Linked DNA regions of Homo sapiens: all the other regions are linked to region 2. A link is a contact called in ENCODE Hi-C or POLR2A ChIA-PET data. All regions are on one chromosome and are shown on one strand. Each heading gives the region's core, a stretch centred on a gene start or an enhancer-like site at or near the end of the contact. The rest is flanking DNA. Distances are from core to core; before and after follow the strand shown.

Region 1 (3,160 bases), core at 240-2,739, 1.3 Mb before region 2:
GAGATCGGCCTGACCAACATGGTGAAACCCCGTCTCTACTGAAAATACAAAAATTAACCAGGTGTGGTGGGGGGTGCCTGTAATGCCAGCTACTCGGAAGGCTGAGGCAGGATAACTGCTTGTACCAAGGAGGCCGAGGTTGCAGTGAGCGGAGATCGCGCCATTGCATTCCAGCCTGGGGGACGAGGGCGAAACTCCATCTCAAAAAAATTAAAATAAAAATAAAGAGAGAAAATAATAAACCCAGCAAACATTTATGGCAAACTTCCTACGTGTCAGGCACTGTGCTAAATGCTTCATGAGCAGCTCACAAGTATTATCATCTCTGTTTTACGGATCAGGAAATTCAGGTGTGCAGGGAGGTTAAATGCCCAAAGTCACACAGATAAGTGGTAGGGGACTAATTAAATCTGTTCCAAAGCCTGCGCTCTAAAAACCAGAGTAAACTTCCTCCATTTCTGGGGCCACAACTATAAACACTGCATTCCAGCCAAAACACCTCTAAGAAATCTGATTAAAAAGTAGGGGACAGATTTGACCAGTTCAGCACTGTAACTAAAGGCTGAATTCACAGGCTTTTGGCAGGTGATCAAATTTGGTTTCTTCCTTAACTCTCAGGGACAAGAAACAGTCCTGGGTGTCTTCAGGAAGGTATGAGTGTCAATGAAGAATTGTCTTAACGTCGCATATACGTATTGGAACATGCTTCTACTTGAACAGATATTACAATAAGAAAAGGGCAAATTCCAACGGCTCTTTCTCCGGGAAAGTCAAGTTAAAGTATGTTAGGATACAGGAGAAGGCTGGGCAGAGAGGTTAGTTCCCTATTTCCTGAGAACTATGAACAATTTTACCTACCCACTGCCCCTCCCTCGAGCTCTCTTCCTTATCCCCAACCCCCATCTCCGGCGCCCAAATCCCCTGCAGGCACCCAAAAAACATTTCTGGAAAACAAAAAGACAATGAGCTCTTCGTTTAGGCCGATTCTGGGAGTCATCTGGATCTTGTGTCCTTACGAGGACTTGACCCGCTGCCTGTCAGCCCAAAGTGCGCGGCGGCTGGGGACAGCGGGGAGCCCAGGACCGGGGTCGGCCGCCACTCTGCCTGAACAGGACAAACCGGCACCCAGCCCTAGGTTCCCCACCTGGAAGTCCTAGGGGGTGGGGAGGAAGGGGAAAGCAGGAGCCCGCCTCTCTCGCCCGGCAACTCCGCTTCAGCGTCTCCCCGCCAGGCCCAAGCCTATTCTGCTCTCGGGCTGCGGCGCCTCATTGCGGGAGTCGAGGACGCGGGTTAAAAAGGGGGCCCGTGGAGGGTGAGGTGAGCCCAGGATGGCCGCTCCGACGAAGGCCCGGGCCTGGGGAGATGGAATCGGTGGCAGAGCCAGGAGGGACTGGCCCCGGCAGCGTACCAGGCACCCCGCCAGGCAGGTACCTGTTCCTGGAGTTAGCAAGCAGCCCCGACCGTCTTGGCTCCGCCTCCTCAGTTTTACTGCCGCGCCGCCGCCAGACCGGTTGCTGGGAGGGGAGTACGCAACGTGCCATGCGCAGTGGGGCGACCGGGAGGACTGATAGAGCGCTCCGCCCCACCCCGCCCTGCGGGGAAGTCCCGCCCTTTCCGAGTGGCCGCGGCTGCGGCAGGCCCTAGCAGCCGCCGCCGCGCCGAGAGCGGTTCTCAGTTCCCGTTGTCTTTCCCGCCGCGCAGCGCTTCCGCCTACAGCCTCCGCCCCCGCAGCAGGAGGGGGAAGCAGGTGGCTTCAACAATGAAGGACCAGAGAAAGGCAAACTTGGCTGTTCCTGAGAATTGTGTTTTTCTCATTTCATGTGGTAGGACTTCTAATGGAAAACCCGCCTCGCACTTTTCTTGGACGACATCTCAAATGCCCCTCACTTTGGCCTCTCGGGCACCAGACAACAAGCTGCAAAGGGGAAGCCCATCCTTTCTTTGCTCCCCACTATTTGTAAAACAAGGAAAATAGCTCAACTAATGAAAACGATCTTGTCCCCTCAGTATCTTTTTTTTTCCCCCGAAGCCTTCCTCATCCACAGCTGAAGCCGTTTGTGGAAACCTATCAGGTTTGTCCAAGCCAGGTTATGCAGAGCTTGAGAAATGAGGAAGCGATGAACTAAGCCTCACTCCTGTGAGACTAGGTTTTTCAGTGACTTATCCCCCGCGTGCGCAGGAGGGGGTATCCAAAACGCGGATATATACCATCAGGTAATGAACACTCGCTCTTGCCAGCTCTGAGCTTTGACACAGATTTAGACCGTCCTAACTTCCAAGACTGGGGGAGGAGTTTAGCTACATCCAAGTAGGGACTTATAGAAATATGCCCCTGGAAGGCCGGGCGCGGTGGCTCACGCCTGTAATCCCAGCACTTTGGGAGGCCGACGCGGGTGGTTCACTAGGTCAGGAGATCGAGACCATCCTGGTTAATACGGCGAAACCCCGTCTCTACTAAAAGTACAAAAAAATTAGCCGGGCGTGGTGACAGGCGCCCGTAATCCCAGCTACTATGGAGGCTGAGGCAGCAGAATGGCCTGAACCCGGGAGGCGGAGCTTGCAGTGTGCAGAGATCGCGTCACTGCACTTCCAGCCTGGGCGACAGAGCGAGACTCCGTCTCAAAAAAAAAAAAAAAAAAAAAGAAAAAAAGAAATATGCCCCTGAAACTGTGGGACCTGTATGCACATGAGTTCTCATTTGATCTTACATACATCACTTTGATTTTTTTTTTTTTTTTTTTTGAGATGGAGTCTTGCTCTGTTGCCCAGGCTGGAATGCAGTGACGTGATCTGGGCTCACTGCAACCTCTGCCTCCTGGGCTCAAGCAATTCTCCTGACTCAGCCTCCCAAGTCGCTGGGACTACAGGCGCACGCCACAACGCCTGGCTGATTTTTGTATTTTTAGTAGAGACGAGGTTTCACCATATTGGTCAGGCTGGTCTTAAAATCCTGACCTCAGGTGATCCACCAGCCTCGGCCTCCCAAAGTGCTGGGATTACAGGTGTGAGCCATCTGTGCTGGGCCACATCATTTTGATTTTATCGAGTGCTTTGACATTGCTAAGGGCTACCCTCACATGCTCTCATTCTCAAAATAAGATGCCACTCTCAGGAGCAAACTTGGTAAACTCACAAAGCAACAGAGTATAAACAGAGAAGT
Region 2 (3,160 bases), core at 399-2,898:
GTCCCTTATGTACTTCCTGAACAAAAATCCCACTTAAAAAGACCTGCAATCTGTAGCAAACTCCTAAACTGCTCCCCAGATAAAATAAAATCCAGATGCACCTGAGTTACCAGGCGCTGCACCTAAATTTTGCCAAAATGCCTTTTCTATAGAACATACTTGACACGCAGAAACGAGTGTTAATTATCTTTCAAATGACAAAATAAAAACCATCTTTTCGATTTCTTTGAATGCCCAGAAATAAACAACTTGTTTATTTTTCACTTAAGAACAAAGTTTAATTTTAAAACTACTGTCAATAAAGAGCCGAGCCAATTATCTAACTCAACACTCATTCATTGTCTCCATCTGTACAGGATCCACATGACTTTTAGGCCAGTCTTCTTACTACTACATTTCATCTAAATAGAAGCAGTGGTACTCCCTTCCTGCCAGCCCCCAGTTACTTAGCGAAAAGGAGAGTGGAACGTGTTGCACAGAAATCACACGCAAACATCCTACCTGACCGTGACACTGGGGCGAAAAAGCACAGATGCTACATTTTCATGCTAACTGTATGGGTCCACTCTCTCCTGATTCCAGTACAGTCAACCTGACACTCCTCAAGTTTCATATTCTCGCCCAAAAGGAGGCTGTCACCCTACGCCCTTGACAAGAAGTCTCGGGCAAAAAGTTCCCTTATTGCGACGGTTCCAGAACTCGCTTGCTTAGGAGACGGCCAAGGAAGCAGGGAGTTGGGAGCGCATGCGACCCCATGTGACTCGGGTCACCCAGCCAGGGTAGCGAGGTTCGGCCCACATCGCCCGAGCAGGGGATGGGGGTGAAGCGGCTAGGGCTGCTATTGGTGTTCCTGCCTCATCCGCAGCGGGGAGGACAGGAGAGGTCTGCCCACACCCCGAGGCAGCACCCAGCTCGCCCCACTTCCCTCTCGCAGGGGGAGAGACCAGGACGCGGTGGGGGGTGGGGGAATGGCCGTGACGCCCACCGGGGAGACAAGCGGGAGAGCAGGGCGACCCCGAGCATCCTCTCGCCCTGGGGCGCGAGGGCACCCCGGGCGGGCAGGGCCAGTTGCCGGGGCGCGCCCCCTTCCCGCCAGCCCGCCCGCCGGGCCCGTTCCTTCGCCAGCGACACAGCGGACCAGGGCGGTGCCCCGCCCCGCACCCGCCGCCGCCCCAGCCCCCCTGCCCTTAACCCCCGGCCCCCATTCCCGGCCCGGCACCTTTGATCACGTTGCTGTAGATGGTGGGGCGGAACTCCTCGCGCGCGCGCTGGTCGAAGTCCTGCCCGTGGATGATCCGCATCTGCTTCAGGAAGGTGGACTTGCCGCTCTCGCCCGCGCCCAGCAGCAGGATCTTCACCAGCCGCTTCACATAGGTCTTTTCCCGAGACAGGCATTTGTCGATCTCCTTGGACTTGCGTTGCTGCTCGGCCTCGCCACTCGTCAGCAGGCAGCCGGGGAAGCACACGGACAGCACGGACCGCGACGGCAGGAAGTCCGCCATCTTGCCGCCGCCGCCGCCGCCTCGGCGGGCCCCTCCGGCTCCCTCCACCTCCTCCTCCGGCGGCGGGCGGCTCCGGCACCGAGGCTCGAGGGCGGGGAGCGCGGCGGCGGCCCGAGCGCGCCCAGGGAGGGAGGGAACCAGCGAACTGACTCGCAGGGCGGGCCGGGCAGGGCGGGCCAGGACAGCGGGGGAGGGAGGGAGGGAAGGAGGGCGGGCCCGGCCCCGGAGGGGCGGTGGCCCCGGAGCGTGCGCGCTCCCGCTGCCTCCCGGAGGCGCGCTCGCACGCCGCGGCCGCTTCTCCGCCTCCCGCCCTGGGCGGCGAGTCACGAGCTCGATGTGTCGCTCGGGTGCCCGCGCCCGCAGCCGCGGCCGGGCGCGCGGGGAGGGCTGAGGAACCGCGGTCACGTGGGCCAGGCTGGGGAGCCCGACTTTCTGTTTCCCTTTCATGGCCTGAGCCCACTTGTGGGCAGAAGGGCTCCTTCCCCAAGGCCGGGAGGCCGGAGACCAGGTCCCGGACGCGGTTCTTTGGGCTCCCACTTAGCCTCCCTTTCTCCCGCGTTGCGCGCCCGCTGCCCGCTGTCACCGCCCACCCGACCCATTTCGAGGCCACGGACTCGAAAGTTATTCGAACAGAACAGCCGGCGTGAGCCTGGCAGGCCTTTGGTGCATTTTCTTTATTTCATTTTATTTTTTCTCTTTTGAGACGGAGTCTCACCCTGTCGCCCAGGCTGGAGTGCATTGGCTCGATCTCGACTCACTGCAACCTCCGCCTCCCAGGTTCAAGCCATCCTTCCGCCTCAGCCTCCCGAGTAGCTGGGAGTACAGGCGTGTGCCATCATACCCGGCTAAATTTTTTGTATTTATTTTTAGATACAGGGGCTCCCCCCTATGTTGCCCAGGCTGGTCTCGAACTCCTGAGCTCAAGCGATCCTCTAGCCTCGGCCTCCCACAGTGCGGGGATTCCAGACAGAGCCACCAGGCCCAGGCCTGGTGTGTTTTCTTAAAGTGACTCCCTTGACCTTCTAGTCTCCGAATCCCAGAACGGTAACCAGACGTCGTCCACCCCCACTTCCAGCTCTTTCTGGCATTTTCAGACCCCTACCAGGGCTCTCTGTGAGGGGAAAGAACTGGAGTTGATGTTCACTTGAGACGTGCTACCAGGGGCATTTAATGGCTCACTCGTGCATTCCACCTGGGCTGTGATGTGACTTCAGGGACGCTTGGCCGCGCCGGAATTAGCGAGTGGCAGCAGGAGGGTGAGGTCATGGTGAAAATCCCCTACACCGGACACTGTGATGTAGGCTCTTCCCAACAAGGAAGCAGATACACAAACACAACGAGGAATGGGAGCACGCAAATTTTAGCTTTCCTGCCAGATTACAGAGGATATGACCCGTCCAGGGACTTTTTTTCTGTCCTAACAGCAGATTCAGGCCAGGACACCTGAAAGGAGGCCAGGAGACAAGCCACAAGTGACAGCTGTGGGTTGGCAGAGAAACTGCTTAACCGGGACCCCCGAGAGCCGACCTCTTCATTCTTAGTATTTAGTTTCAAGTGGAAAAAGCCACTTTGGTCTGTCCCTGTTTTGGGCAATGCAACGTAGCTTTGGGCTCCTGTGGCTCAGAAACTTCGTATGTATAAGGGAGCGGAGGTAAGAG
Region 3 (3,511 bases), core at 339-2,838, 1.2 Mb after region 2:
CCAGGCAGGTGCAGGCTCTTGAAGCACCAAGACTGGCTCAAGAGATTGTAAATGGATCAGTCAAGTGCATGCACCACTGACGGCCAGTCAGGAGAGCTTCCATTTGTTAAAAATATAAAGGACATTCCTATCATCAAGCATCACAATTAGGCAATCTCAAAGAAAACAATATTAGCTCTACTTGGCCTATGTTACATGCTCTAAGAAAGTATTTTAGAAAAGTTTTTTTTTTCAACATAAATTTATTGAAGGATCAAACGTGTTCTCTTTCTTGGTCTCTTTAGCTCGTAAAGTCGTTTTGGGGATTTCGTGAATCTGGCAAATAAAACAAAACACCAATGAAACGCTGAGAAATGATTATTTCCCTTATGTATTTTAGCGGCCTCCAGGCAGACCTGATAAATATTCAGCGAGTGATTAGCTGGTGCATCCCCACCTGCGTCCTTTGCATAGCCATGCCCGCTACTCTTTCACAGGCAGTTTTACTTGGTAAGTTACAAACGTACTGGCTGCACTCTGCACCTGACAGTATTGCAGTAATTAGCTTGGGATGCAAAATGATTTCTAAATTAAGGTCCTGGACTTGTAAAATCAAGAAAGCCTGATAATCAACATCGTCGCTCTGGTGGCCATTGAATAACGGGATAAATACCTAAGACAAGTCCTTTAACCATCCCACGTGGTGATAAATGCCCGACGTACAAATTAAAAGTCTCTACCACACGCAGGTGAAATAAGGTATAGGTCAAGAAGAGAAGGTAGGGGAAAGGGTCAATGCTTAATTATTTAAAAATCGCTCTCTTCCTCCTGTAGGAAGGTCTAGGGGCTAGGTCTTTTAGTGCACACGTGATGAAAGTGACATTTTGGCCAGGTGAAACCTCAAGCTGGTACAGGCAGCTAAAACACGGGCGTCGTGCCCTGGAGACACCGGGGGTCCTGAGGATGGGGAAGGGGCTCCCTGCTGCGGGTGCTGAGGGGTTAGGAGGTGAGCACCGGGCGGGAGGCTCCGGGGCAGGGGCTGCGCGTGGAGCCCACTCCCGGACGCGGGCTCCTCTCGGCCCGGCACGGGTGGCGCAGGACTCCGAGCCCGTCGACAAGAGAGAGAGCGGGAGTGGGAGAAGGAAGACCGGGAGAGGAGGAGGCCGGGCGGCAAGAGCGGAAGAAGAGGAGGAGAACTGAGGCGGAGGAGGGCGAGAGGGAGGAGAGCCGGGCGCAGGAAGGGGAGGAAAGAAAAAGGCGGCGGAGGAGCGCGGACCCGCCACTCCCGGCCTCCTCCCCCGCATCCCCACTCGGGCCGGCCCTCCCCCGGCCGCCGCCGCCGCCGCCGCCGCCGCCGCCGCCGCCGCCGCCGCCTCCCCTTGCCCAGTGTTCCCAGCACCGCAAGGCACTCGCTGCCTCCTCCGCACTCGGTCCGGTCCGCTCAGCGCCGCCGCCGCCGCACCCTCGCCGCACCCCCGCGCGCGCCCGGCCCGCGCGCCCCCGCCGCTCGTCCTCGCGGCCTCGCGCTCGGGGCATGCGCGGTGGGCGGTGCCGCTCCGGGCCGCCTCTGCCGCCGCGAGTAGGAAGCGCGAGCGCCGGGCACCGGGCTGTCAGTGAGCCTGGGGCCAGCGGGCGAGCCAGCGGCTCCGGCTCCCGCTCCCGCTCCGCGCAGCACCAGCCCGACTCTCCCCGGCCCCCGCCGCGCCCCCTCGCCGCGACCTCGGCCACCGGCCCGCGCCCCGCGCCCGGGGTCGCCCCGAGCCCGCACCTCTCCCCCGCCGCCCCCGCCCACCCGGCCCTCCGCGGCCGCAGCTCCCCGGCGGAGGCAAGAGGTGGTTGGGGGGGACCATGGCTGACGTTTTCCCGGGCAACGACTCCACGGCGTCTCAGGACGTGGCCAACCGCTTCGCCCGCAAAGGGGCGCTGAGGCAGAAGAACGTGCACGAGGTGAAGGACCACAAATTCATCGCGCGCTTCTTCAAGCAGCCCACCTTCTGCAGCCACTGCACCGACTTCATCTGGTAGGTGCCGGGCCGGGCACTCCTGCCCCGCTCCTCCCCGCCTCCGGGTCCCGGCACCCGGCGCTCCGGCGCGTCCGCCCCGGGGCTGGCTCACTCCGATAACTTGGAACCGGCGGGAGTCCGAACTCTTCGCCCGGAGTGACACGCGCGCCCGGCCCTGACACCGGCGGGCAGGACTCCCGGGACGTCGCCGTCCCGCCACACACACCCCCTGGCGCGAGAGGGAGGCTGGCCCCGTACGGTGGCGAAGGGGATCCCTCTCCGGGCCGGGCCCCTCACCTCCCCGGGCGCGCCCACCCGCACGCACCCAGCGGAGCGGCCGCTTGCCGGGGTGTGAGCCCAGGGGACAGGGGAGGAGGAGAGGCCCTAAGGGGGCAAAGGTTCCCGGAGAAACGCGCCCCGGAGTAACGGGGGAGCGGCGGCGATTGCACTGCGCGCGGTCCAAGTTGCTGGCGAGCCAGGCTGGGCGCGTTCGGGGTGGGGGGGTTGTGTTTGTGCTTCCCATCGGGCTGGACTGCGCTGGCATCTTGGGCCCCTGCCTACTGTAGGCTGCATCTACTGGGCACGGAGAGACTGACTTTTCTGAGTGAGCAGAGAGAGAGAGAGCAAACTGTTGAAAGCTTGCAGTGGGGGAGGGGGAGTTCTAGCAGGCAAATGGCACAAGGGCAGAGGGACTCATTTAAAATAGACCCTGTCGGCCAGGCGCGGTGGCTCACGCCTGTAATCCCAGCACTTTGGGAGGCCGAGGCAGGCGGATCACCTAAGGTCAGTAGTTCGAGACCAGCCTGGCAAACATGGTGAAACCCCGTCTACTAAAAATACAAAATTAGCCGGGCGTGGTGGCACACGCCTGTAATCCCAGCTACTCGGGAGGCTGAGACGGGAGACTCGCTTGAACCCGGGAGGCGGAGGCTGCAGTGAGCCGAGATCGGGCCACTGCACTCCAGCCTGGGTGAGACAGAGCGAGATTCCGTCTCAAAAAAAATGAAACAGACCCTGTCAACTCGAGATTAGACCTGTAACCCTGTTGATGAGGGCAGAGGCCTTATTTAAGAAAAATAATATAAGGGCCAGAGGTCAGAGATCAGGTAATCGCCAATGAATTCAGGCATTCTTAACTCGGAGGGTCCCTGGGGGCTTATGGAGAATCGATACATAGAAGGGCTTCAGGGGTCTCTGAACCCTGTAAAACTGAGGGAAATTGTGTTTGTGAATCTTTTTCCTGGTGAGAGAATTACAGCTTTCATCTGATCCTCAAAAGGTGTGTGACCCTTCTTCCCAGATCCCCGTCACCACACAAAAGTTTTGAAAGCTGGAACTAAAGGAGCTCTAGGTCCTCTAGTTAGAGCAGCAGTAGTTTGGTTTTTCTTTTAAGTTGCCCGACGTCCTGACTCTTCTACCTCTTCTTTGTGGTGTAGGAAGTTCCGGGCAAGACAGAGCTATGGCTAGGGCTTCTTAGCTCCCTCTCCTTCTAGGCCAGGGGGAGCTGCACAGGGTGGCAGTCACGGAGT
Region 4 (3,641 bases), core at 52-2,551, 1.3 Mb before region 2:
CAGGCTGGAGTGCAGTGGCACGATCTCGGCTCACTGCAAGCTCCGCCTCCCGGGTTCACGCCATTCTTCTGCCTCAGCCTCCCAAGTAGCTGGGACTACAGGCGCTCGCCACCACGCAGGGCTAATTTTTTGTATTTTTAGTAGAGACGGGGTTTCACTGTGTTAGCCAGGATGGTCTCGATCTCCTGACCTCGTGATCCACCCGTCTCGGCCTCCCAAAGTGCTGGGATTACAGACGTGGGCCACCGCGCCCAGCCTCCTTTTCAAATCCTACTCTTAAAACTTTTTTTTCATATAGAAGCAACTAAAAGTTAACACCGGAACAGTCAACTCGATTAACAGCCTGCCAAAAGATCCGATCATTTCAAATTGAATTTCCAATTAGAATATTCACACCATAGAAACACTTCTGAGATAACTCAGCACTATAATGGAGATCCTTCAAGGTTATTTAGGTTACAATCATCCAAGCCATTTTTACCTTGGTTTTCCCTCTTAGAAGTCTCCGCTGCACCTGTCAGTTCTCAAATGCACAAGTCCTTGCCAGACCACCCAGCCTCTATGACTCCTGAAGCAAGCAACACAGGACCAAGGAAAATTCACACAAGCGCTAACAAGTCTGGTTTGATTATTTTCTGCAAGCTCATCCAATAGTTCCTCAGCGACTGAGTCTAGACTTGAGGAAAGAGGACTGAGTGAGGCCATCATTCCTTGTTGTCATTTTAGATTAGGTCTTCCTGACAACGGCCAAAACGAGTATTCTGGAAATCATGCAGACTTTCCTCTGTCTCTTTATATGTGTTGGATACAAACACGTTTCATTTTAGAAACCTCCAGAAGAGACTGGCCACAGAGGTTTTTGCTTCTATTAAACCCCTTTGCCTAGTTTCTCCCCACCCAAGAGAATCAATACATCCTAATGTCATCCTCCGGCACACACTGTACATTTCCTCTAACTCTGCCCTTTTGGCTATCATTTGCTCACAGCTCCGTGGGAAAGTTCCCCCAAACCATTACAATTATCTCAACCGGACCGGGCTACAGGCCAAGCAACTCGGAGTCACCGCTCGGCCTGGCCCGGCCACGCCGACGAGCGCGTCCTGGCCCGCTCCTTACCTGTGGCCGAAGCCGAAACCCGGCCCAGCGCCCTGCGTCCGACACCCCTGCCCGGCCTGCCTCTCGGCCTGGCCGCCGCCTCCGCGATCGCAGCGGTTTTACTGCCCCGGATGCCTCTAGGACGCAGCCAGAACCGTAGCTCAGTCACGCCGCGCCTCTCTTCACGTAGCCTCCGCCGTCCGTTACGTAGAATGCGAGCGGCTCGTCAGCGCCTGCGCGCAGCCTGCGGGGCGGGACGCAACCCCGGGGAAAGCGCGAGACCTCCCTCTCTCCCGCCCGGCTGAGGCGAGGTGGGGCTTTTGGGAAAATTACATAATCCCCGCCCCTGGGCCGGAACTGCCCTCGCCTATCCCAATCCTCCTACCTAGGATTCCGTCAAGTTGACGTCACACGGAACCGGTGCTCCGGAAGCTAAAGGTGGCCATGCTGTGTGGGACCACGTGGCCAGAGGCAAGAGTGTCGCTCTAGTAGTATATGCAACAGTTTAAACTATAGGCATGTTCATGTAAATATGGTTTCTGTCCAACCCGTTTTCTCTTGGGATTTTTGGCTAGCCCCTTGACGCCACTTTTTCTTCATTCGCAGACCCACTTTCTAGATGGGTCATGAACACTGTCCACCCAACTGCAGTTTCCCGTCAGAGTATCTGAGGAGCCTGTGAGGCGTTCTGGAGCTTTAAGGTCAGGCGCCTTCCGGGAGCCGTAGCCCCGGCCCCGCCCTTCTGCCCGCGCGTTCCTCACTGCGCATGTCGCGTTTTTGTTCCCCTCCCCCCTTCAGCAACGGGCCGTGAGGCGGTGGCGGTGGTGGCGGTGGCGGCGGCGGTGGTGGTGGTGGCGGCGGCGGCGGCGAAGGGGGCGGAGAGGAAGGAGCGCGGCGGGACCGGGCCGGGACAGCGCGTACTTTGGGCTCCGGGATTCGCTCCGCGCCCGCGGTTGTAGCAGCTGCCGCTGCAGCCATAGCAGCAGGTTTGTGCGTGGGGTTTCTGGACGCAAGGCCGCCAGTCCTTGGGGGCACTGGAGGCAACTGCTGGGCCTAGCGAGGGCGGAGGAACCGCGGCCTCGCTTAACAAAGAGTCGGCAGAGCCTCGGGGCACCGGCGGCCGGGGTGCCGGGAAGGGGTGGGAGTGGGGGCTGAGGCCTCTAGGGTTCCTTCCTAGCCGCGTCGCCCTCCCACAGCTCCCGCTTCCCTCACAAGTCTTACCGAGGCCCAGTTGGCGGCTTTCCGGAGGCGGCGCCCCCTCGCCTAGGAAAAGGATTTGCAGGGTGCCCGGCTCCAGGGCAGGAATAGCGCGGGGAGAATTCTGACCCAAGGAGGCAGCGCTTGGGAGATGCAGGCCTCCGAATTTGGGGTCCTGAGAGGCAAAAGCTGCCAAATGAGAGGAGTGAAAAGATATAGGCGATGATCTTTGTGCAGCGTTGAGTAGGTCGATTATTAGCATCACTGTAGTCACACAAACTTTTTTGCGGCCTACTTGAGAGCGTATCTGATGTGAATAAATAATTTACATGGAATTGCAAACATATGCATCAAAAACAGGAGAAGCTGTCGAGAGTTTTGGGGAATTACATTCTCATCACTGAGAATTTCCCTCTTGCCCCCACTCCTATAGGCAGTTATCCAATTTCTTGTGGCTTCCCTGTGTTTTCTTTTTGTCAATGATGTTTCTATGTCTGTCCTCTCTCGTATACACACCCAGGACTTCCTCAAGCGCAGGGACTATGTCTTAAGGCGCTTTGCAGAGCCAAGCTCATTTCTGGCACATAAGAGGTGAGCAATGAGTGTTTCGTACAAAAATTAATGTTTATATTTTGACAGCTGGGAAAAGAAAATATATCTTCCTGTACCTGGAAGAAGCATTGTGTAGCCTAATGTGCAATTCGTTCATTCAAGGGGTATTTTTATTGGTGCCTATTCTCTAGCGCCGTTCTAGGTGATAGGGATAGGTGTTAGACCCCTGCCTTTGGGGAACTTAACTTTCTAGTAGCGGGAGGAGAGGCAAACAGATACATATATTATACTGAATGTTAGAAGATGATCAGTATCTTAGGGAAAAGAAAGCTGGAAAGGGGGTTGGGGAGGTGGTGGTGTTGGAATTTGCAATAAAGTGGTCAGGGAAGTCCATACAGACAAGCTGATATTTAAGCGGACTAGAAGGTGGAGTGAGAGCCTACGTTTATCTGGGGAAAGGAACGTTCCAAGCTAGAGAATAACAAACATAAAAGCCTTGAGGAGGACAAAGCTGGCCCGTTAAGAGTGTGAAGACCAACGCGTTTGGAGCACTGTGAGCTGAGGGAGTATTAGGAGATAAGGTCAGGGAAGAATTGGGGGAAGGGAGTGAGCGGAACAACCAAAGCCTTTTAGGCTGTTACTTAGGAAGGATCTGAGGGTTTCGATCAGAGGAATGATAATATCTGATTTATATTGTAACAATTTAATATAAGAGAGGAGTGCAGTTATTTAAATTTGTTTTGTTACATTGATAGTCATATAATCAGCTCTTAGTTGCTTTAAGCTGACAGGAGAAG

The links. Hi-C counts contacts between places; a loop is a spot of excess contacts on that map. ChIA-PET counts read pairs that join two places held with the same protein, here RNA polymerase II (POLR2A). Pooled maps may share reads with other maps.
Region 1: a loop to region 2 is called in a map of B cell, with 9 times the contacts of the local background. The contact joins the promoter of STRADA here to the promoter of GNA13 in region 2. A Hi-C loop is called at or near these places in 1 of 168 maps with a recorded cell type or tissue (B cell), 1 of 37 single-sample maps with no recorded cell type and 1 of 50 pooled maps. POLR2A ChIA-PET finds 5 or more read pairs at or near these places in 2 of 52 experiments (CD8-positive, alpha-beta memory T cell and MCF 10A).
Region 3: a map of ascending aorta shows a loop between it and region 2 (8-fold over the local background). The contact joins the promoter of PRKCA here to the promoter of GNA13 in region 2. A Hi-C loop is called at or near these places in 2 of 168 maps with a recorded cell type or tissue (ascending aorta and naive thymus-derived CD4-positive, alpha-beta T cell) and 10 of 50 pooled maps. POLR2A ChIA-PET finds 5 or more read pairs at or near these places in 1 of 52 experiments (PC-3).
Region 4: a map of naive thymus-derived CD4-positive, alpha-beta T cell shows a loop between it and region 2 (25-fold over the local background). The contact joins the promoter of CCDC47 here to the promoter of GNA13 in region 2. A Hi-C loop is called at or near these places in 1 of 168 maps with a recorded cell type or tissue (naive thymus-derived CD4-positive, alpha-beta T cell) and 7 of 50 pooled maps. POLR2A ChIA-PET finds 5 or more read pairs at or near these places in 1 of 52 experiments (Caco-2).

The regions. Positions count from the first base shown.
Region 1 is chr17:63,740,310-63,743,469 of GRCh38, forward strand. It overlaps STRADA (STE20 related adaptor alpha), which reads right to left and starts at 1,490. Exons shown (of 13, transcript NM_001003787.4): 1 at 1,432-1,490. RefSeq lists an enhancer at 1-115 and silencers at 1-149, 1,653-1,772.
Region 2 is chr17:65,055,092-65,058,251 of GRCh38, forward strand. It overlaps GNA13 (G protein subunit alpha 13), which reads right to left and starts at 1,649. Exons shown (of 4, transcript NM_006572.6): 1 at 1,220-1,649. The coding sequence starts at 1,502. RefSeq lists silencers at 887-1,146, 1,427-1,936.
Region 3 is chr17:66,301,025-66,304,535 of GRCh38, forward strand. PRKCA (protein kinase C alpha) reads left to right here and starts at 1,589. Exons shown (of 17, transcript NM_002737.3): 1 at 1,589-2,000. The coding sequence starts at 1,828. RefSeq lists an enhancer at 2,383-2,884.
Region 4 is chr17:63,772,296-63,775,936 of GRCh38, forward strand. It overlaps CCDC47 (coiled-coil domain containing 47), which reads right to left and starts at 1,302. Exons shown (of 13, transcript NM_020198.3): 1 at 1,117-1,302. DDX42 (DEAD-box helicase 42) reads left to right here and starts at 1,875. Exons shown (of 18, transcript NM_203499.3): 1 at 1,875-2,081. RefSeq lists enhancers at 1,177-1,761, 1,474-1,783 and a silencer at 1,914-2,203.